Linked DNA regions of Homo sapiens: region 2 is linked to region 1. Evidence: chromatin contacts called from ENCODE Hi-C or POLR2A ChIA-PET data. All regions are on one chromosome and are shown on one strand. The core of a region is the stretch at or near the end of the contact, and the rest is flanking DNA. Distances in the headings are between cores, read along the strand shown. Region 1 overlaps LRCH1 (leucine rich repeats and calponin homology domain containing 1). Region 2 holds the start of CAB39L (calcium binding protein 39 like).

Region 1 (2,598 bases), core at 74-2,573:
TATAGTCCGTTCAATTCACCACTGGGGTGGTTCTAAGTTTAGTTCATGGTGGCTTTCTCCCAGGAAATCTAAAGTACTTTACATATATAGCTCCATTGTTTCTCATAGCATGCAACCTTAACCCAGTGTTTTCACATGTGATTTGAGAGCTCGATACCCAAATTATGGTCCATGCACCAGCAGCACCGGCATCACCTAGGAGCTGGTGGGAAATGCAGGCTCTCAGGCCTCACCCAAGGCCTCATGAATCAGAGTCTGTATTTTAACAAGATTTCGGGTGATCTGTGTGCACATTACAGTTTGAAGAGATAAGACACCAAAGTTAACTATTTTTCCTGTTATCACATGGCAAGTAGATCTCCAGTCCTGAGTCTGGGTTGCATAGCTTGTGATGTTGATGTTGCAAAGATGCAGGTGCCTTCTTTTCCCATGATGATGCAGAGCCCCCTCAGCTCCTGTTGGAGCCTGTGATGGTCTCTACACTCCGTGTTTTTCTTCTTAGGCTCTTTATCTGTACCTGCGTTGCTTTTGTCCCTTAAGGTTTTGTCCCTTTGATTTCCTCTTAAGTGCTCTGAACTTAATCATTTTTTGTTTCTTAATTTTAACATGGCCATTTCAGTCTGATGACAGTTTTATAATCAAAACCCACATGCAATCGATTAATAATGTTTTATAAAGCAACAGTTGCTACGAAAAAAAGTGGATCTTCCTGAGATGAGGCTATATGTAAAATATGGATGGAATTTGTATGCCAATTGGGAACTGATGGAGAAATGTATTTTGGTCTGACATAAAAGTTCCTTTCTCAAACTACTTTCATACAACTAAGCAATGAAAGAGCAGAGAATTCTCAACTTGCTTCACTACTGGAAAGTAAAGGGAAATTTATGGGGGTAATAGTGACATTGAGAAGTAGTTCTTTAAAGAACTGCATTTTTCATAGGTAACTGGAAACATTTCCAGCTTTGAAAATGAACAGATATCTTTTTCTCTCATGTTTAGTAAGGCTTTAGAAATGAGTAGGAACAATTTGGTAGAATTTCTTACCTGTATTTCAAAACATGCTGAGTCTACTTGTTAAGTAAGATGTTTTAAAAGCATTTGGTCCTTGGAATTCTGCTACTCATAAGAATGCATTTCTAGAGCCGGGCGTGGTGGCTCACGCCTGTAATCCCAGCACTTTGGGAGGCCGAGGCAGGCGGATCACGAGGTCAGGAGATCAAGACCATTCTCGCTAACACGGTGAAACCACGTCTCTACTAAAAATACAAAAAATTAGCCAGGCATAGTGGTGGGCGCCTGTAGTCCCAGCTACTCGTGAATCTGGGAGGCGGAGCTTTCAGTGAGCAGAGATCATGCCACTGCACTCCAGCCTGGGCGACAGAGCGAGACTGCATCTCAAAAAAAAAAAAAAAAAAACAAAAAAACGCATTTCTATAACCTGCACCGATTTTGTAGAAATTAGTGTGATCTGAAGCTAGTTGTCCTGAATATGCTTTATGTAAATATGTGTGGCTCACTCAAGTAATTTTCATTCTTTAGATTACATCTCTCGATCTTTTTGGATGTAACTGGATTTGCTGGAGTTAAGAAAGAACGTTGTCATTCCCCCTGCCCACCCCCACCTTCCTCGGCTATTGATGTAATAAATGTAATTACGGTACTAAGAAATCCTTTCCAGCTGAAGGAACAAACCACAAAGTCTGTGCTTTAAATCTTTGTAATTTTTTCTTTCCGTTTAAAATCTAAGCCATATATTCAGATTTGGGCGTGCTTTTTGCAGGTGTCTATTTTTAGAGCTTTCCCTGTTTTGTAATTTCCCAGTTCTCAGTCATGAGTATTGGGGAAAAATGCACATTAAAATTGGTTTTTACTTTTGTTTTATTTTAAAATTTGTTTTGAGTTTTATAACTTTAAAAGCCTCGTGCATTCTTTTCACAGCTTCCAGCCCCAGGAACATGGCAATGGAACATGTTTATTGCCAGTCTAGCATCTAGAAAAAGCTAACTCCTGGATGACACAAAGTAAATGATTGCAAAAAGAAAGAGAGAGAGGAAGAAAGGATGACAGGCAGGGGAAAGATCAGGGGGTCTGACCACAGAGGTGGCGCATTTTACTGAATTAAGCATGATAGTTGTTGCCCAGGAAGGTCTCACAGAGGGCCACATGTGGGGTCAGAGGTTGCCTGTCACATGTGGTTGGCAGCCAGAAACAGCCATAGCAAGGCTGAGGGGAGCATCATTCATTTTTTCATTCAGTTAGGTTTTTGTTTTTGTTTTTTGAGACAGGGTCTCCCTCTGTCACTCAGGCTGGAGTGCAGAGGTGCAATCTTAGCTCACTGCAGCTTCCACTTCCCCAGGCTCAAGGGATCCTCCCACCTCAGCCTCCCGAATAGCTGGGACTATAGGCACACGCCACCAACACCCAACTGATTGTTGTATTTTTAGTAGAGATGGGGTTTCGCCATGTTGCCCAGGCTGGTCTCAAACTCCTGAGCTCAAAGCAATCCGCTGGCCTCAGCCTCTCAAAGTGCTGGGATTACAGGCGTGAGCCACCATGCCCAGCTTCAGTTAATGTTTATTGAGTTCCCTCCCTGGG
Region 2 (2,598 bases), core at 53-2,552, 2.9 Mb after region 1:
GCATAGGCGACAAGAGACTCCATCTCAAAAAAAAAAAAAAAAAAAAAAAAAAAAAAAACATCAATTATTTTGCTGTTTGTTTTGTTTTTTGGTATTCCTGATGCGAGATGTCTTTATCATGTATTGTTGATTAGGTTGTTCATCAGTTAATCTTGAATAACTGAAATCTAAGCTGAAGGCAATAATACATCGGCTTTCTTTTCATGCAAGTCAAACTGCTAAAATCTACCACAAAATATTAGCCTTTCATCAGCTTGGTCTTCAGATCCAATACATTTTCCCCTCAAATGAAAGACAATGCAATGCCATCCACAACAATGCTAAAAAAAAAAAAAAAAAAGGAGGAGGGAAACAAGGTTAAGTCCTGTCTTCTTCCTCCTACCCCAAAAAGAGCTCAGAAATTAAGGTGCTTTCCCTAACAAAGCCTCCTCCTGCTCCATGAAGTGACCAAGCATGTCATGGCAGACCCAGAGATTTATAATCTTCAACATATCGTTATCGGGGAAATCAAGATTTGACAAAATTCTTCCTTCACGCCCCGTTTCTGCAAGACCACCACTTTCTAGCTTAAAATAAAGAAAAAAAAAAGACAGCTGCAGGAATGCTTGGCTGCCCGCTAATGTACAATTTTGCCCAAACGCAGAACTTGACGCCCACTATTACCAAAGGATGGCCTTAGTAAAGTAACCCCCGCGAAGAGCAAACTGTTTAGCAGCCGCTCCCTCGAAAAGGACGGAAGAGGAGGTCTCTTCTGAACCTGAGGATAGTAGAGAGGCACTCCCCTTCCACTACTAGCTTTGCTCCTTTCTCAATCAGGCAGTTCATCAGCTAGCCTCCTTTGTCAAAGGGGGTTGATGGTCAGAATCTTTGCGAGACAAAAATTACTAAAAGAGCTCCCAGGAACCAATGTTAAGGCATCAAAGGCCCCGCCCAGCCCCCACAATGATCAACAAACCAAAACCTGGGATCCCTACTATTACCACCACCACAACCATCACCACCACCACCACCACCATTCCTCGCTCTCTCTAGCCAGGGATGAGACTCAGGCCCAGGAAACCCATCCTTTCCGCAAGTAGGAAGGCGCTGGGTCTCCTCCCTTAGGCCTCTCCTTTACCCCATTGTTCTCTCCGGACCCCTCCACTACGGCCAGGCGCTATGTATGTTTTCAACCCCCAAGAAGCCCAGTCCCAGCCACACACAAGATGGCAGCCTCACACCTACCGGAGGAAACAGCTGCGCCACCACTCCAGTGATGCCGGCCTCTCGACTACGAGTAACTCCATTGGCTCAGCTACAGTGCGCGAGACAAGCCGAGAGCGCTAGCAGTCAATCGGGAGGCGGCGCGCTCGGGCGCCACTGCGGTGCCAGCGGTAAGTGCGCCGAGTCTCTGAGGCGTGAACCAGTGGGGAGTGCGACCAATCAATGGGCTCCTGGCTGGGTGGTGGGACGGCCGGCGTCCGACTCCTCCCATGTAGTGATCGGTTTAGGTAGGTCGGCCTGGTCCCCGGCGGAGGTTACGCCTTCCCTCATCCCCGGTAGAGGCAGGGCGGGACTGTTGTGGTTGAGATGAAGGCTAGTAAATGGTGAAGTACTTCCCGGCCAGAGGGCACCTGCGCTCGGGAGGTTTGGGCGGCTTGGCGTCGGAGGAGAGCCCCACCCGCGGAGGAACCCAGCCTTGCCAACGGAGCTGGCGGAGCTCACTCCTCAGGTCAGGCGGGCGGCGTAGAAAACGCAGCGGAGCCAGGTGAAACCAAGGCACCGCCGTGGCTGGCCCCCGACAGTTCCTCTAGCCGGGAGGTTGGAGGAGCTGAAAACGCCGCGGAGCCCTCGGCCGCCCGAGCAGGGGCTGGACCCCAGCCCTTGCAGCCTCCCTTCTCCTGGCACCCAAGTGCAGTCCTGGCTGCAGAAGGGGCCGCGGGCGCACTGAGTTTCCAACCTCCATTTCAGCCTGTCTGTCTCAGGGTGCAGCCTTAATGAGAGGTGATTCCTAAGCTGCTGGGAACCTGAGGTTGTCAAAGGGGCGGCAGGAAATGGACAGCAGTATAAAACCCAGAAGCAGAACTTGAAGGTTAAACCACTAGCCCATTTCACAGGTAAGATTACACGAGCCCTTAAATACAGCAAGTTCAGTCATTCATCCAAGATCATGGAGTTCAGATTAGATAGTAACACTTCTGACTCGCTATCAGCCACAGCCCAATAAGTAATTAAGTAAGGAAAGATATGTAATTAACTGTGCTCTTTGGCATGTGGAAACCTGCAGTGAGCTCTGTAAATACTAACACATGAGGCCAAGGAGAGGAGTAAATTTGAAGAGGTCAAATGGAGTAACCAAAGCATAGGCTCTGAAACCATGCTGCCTGGTTCCTTATTTCGTGTCTGCCACTTACGGTATGGCATTCCTTAGCTTCCTCATCAGCAAACGAGCTGCTAATTTAACCCACATGACTGTTAGGGGGATTAAATAAGAACACGTGAAGTAGTTAGAAGCGTGACTAACCCGTGGTTCTTAAGCGTGACTTAACCCGTGGTTCTGTCGTTACAATTAAAACGTAAGGAGCCGAGAGGAAATGGTAAACGTGTTTTTAAAGCCTG

The links. A loop is a pair of places that touch in the nucleus more often than their neighbours do. ChIA-PET counts read pairs that join two places held with the same protein, here RNA polymerase II (POLR2A). Pooled maps may share reads with other maps.
Region 2: a pooled map shows a loop between it and region 1 (2.5-fold over the local background). The contact joins the promoter of CAB39L here to the enhancer-like site in region 1. A Hi-C loop is called at or near these places in 2 of 50 pooled maps. POLR2A ChIA-PET finds 5 or more read pairs at or near these places in 2 of 52 experiments (OCI-LY7 and T-cell).

Annotation. Positions count from the first base shown.
Region 1 is chr13:46,584,153-46,586,750 of GRCh38, forward strand. The region is part of intron 1 of LRCH1 (leucine rich repeats and calponin homology domain containing 1); the gene reads left to right. Among named protein-coding and RNA genes, the nearest start is that of LRCH1, 32 kb to the left of the region's middle. Within about 2 kb of position 1,324, at least 3 of the 41 ENCODE cell types and tissues checked have a DNase peak (open chromatin) inside an H3K27ac peak, as active enhancers do; they include OCI-LY7, where a contact is called at or near this core.
Region 2 is chr13:49,442,762-49,445,359 of GRCh38, forward strand. CAB39L (calcium binding protein 39 like) reads right to left here and starts at 1,303. Exons shown (of 11, transcript NM_001079670.3): 1 at 1,225-1,303. It overlaps SETDB2-PHF11 (SETDB2-PHF11 readthrough), which reads left to right and starts at 1,513. Exons shown (of 21, transcript NR_135324.2): 1 at 1,513-2,096. It overlaps SETDB2 (SET domain bifurcated histone lysine methyltransferase 2), which reads left to right and starts at 1,513. Exons shown (of 14, transcript NM_001160308.3): 1 at 1,513-2,096. RefSeq lists enhancers at 681-750, 1,120-1,892, 1,131-1,210, 1,893-2,598 and silencers at 1,219-1,699, 1,371-1,420.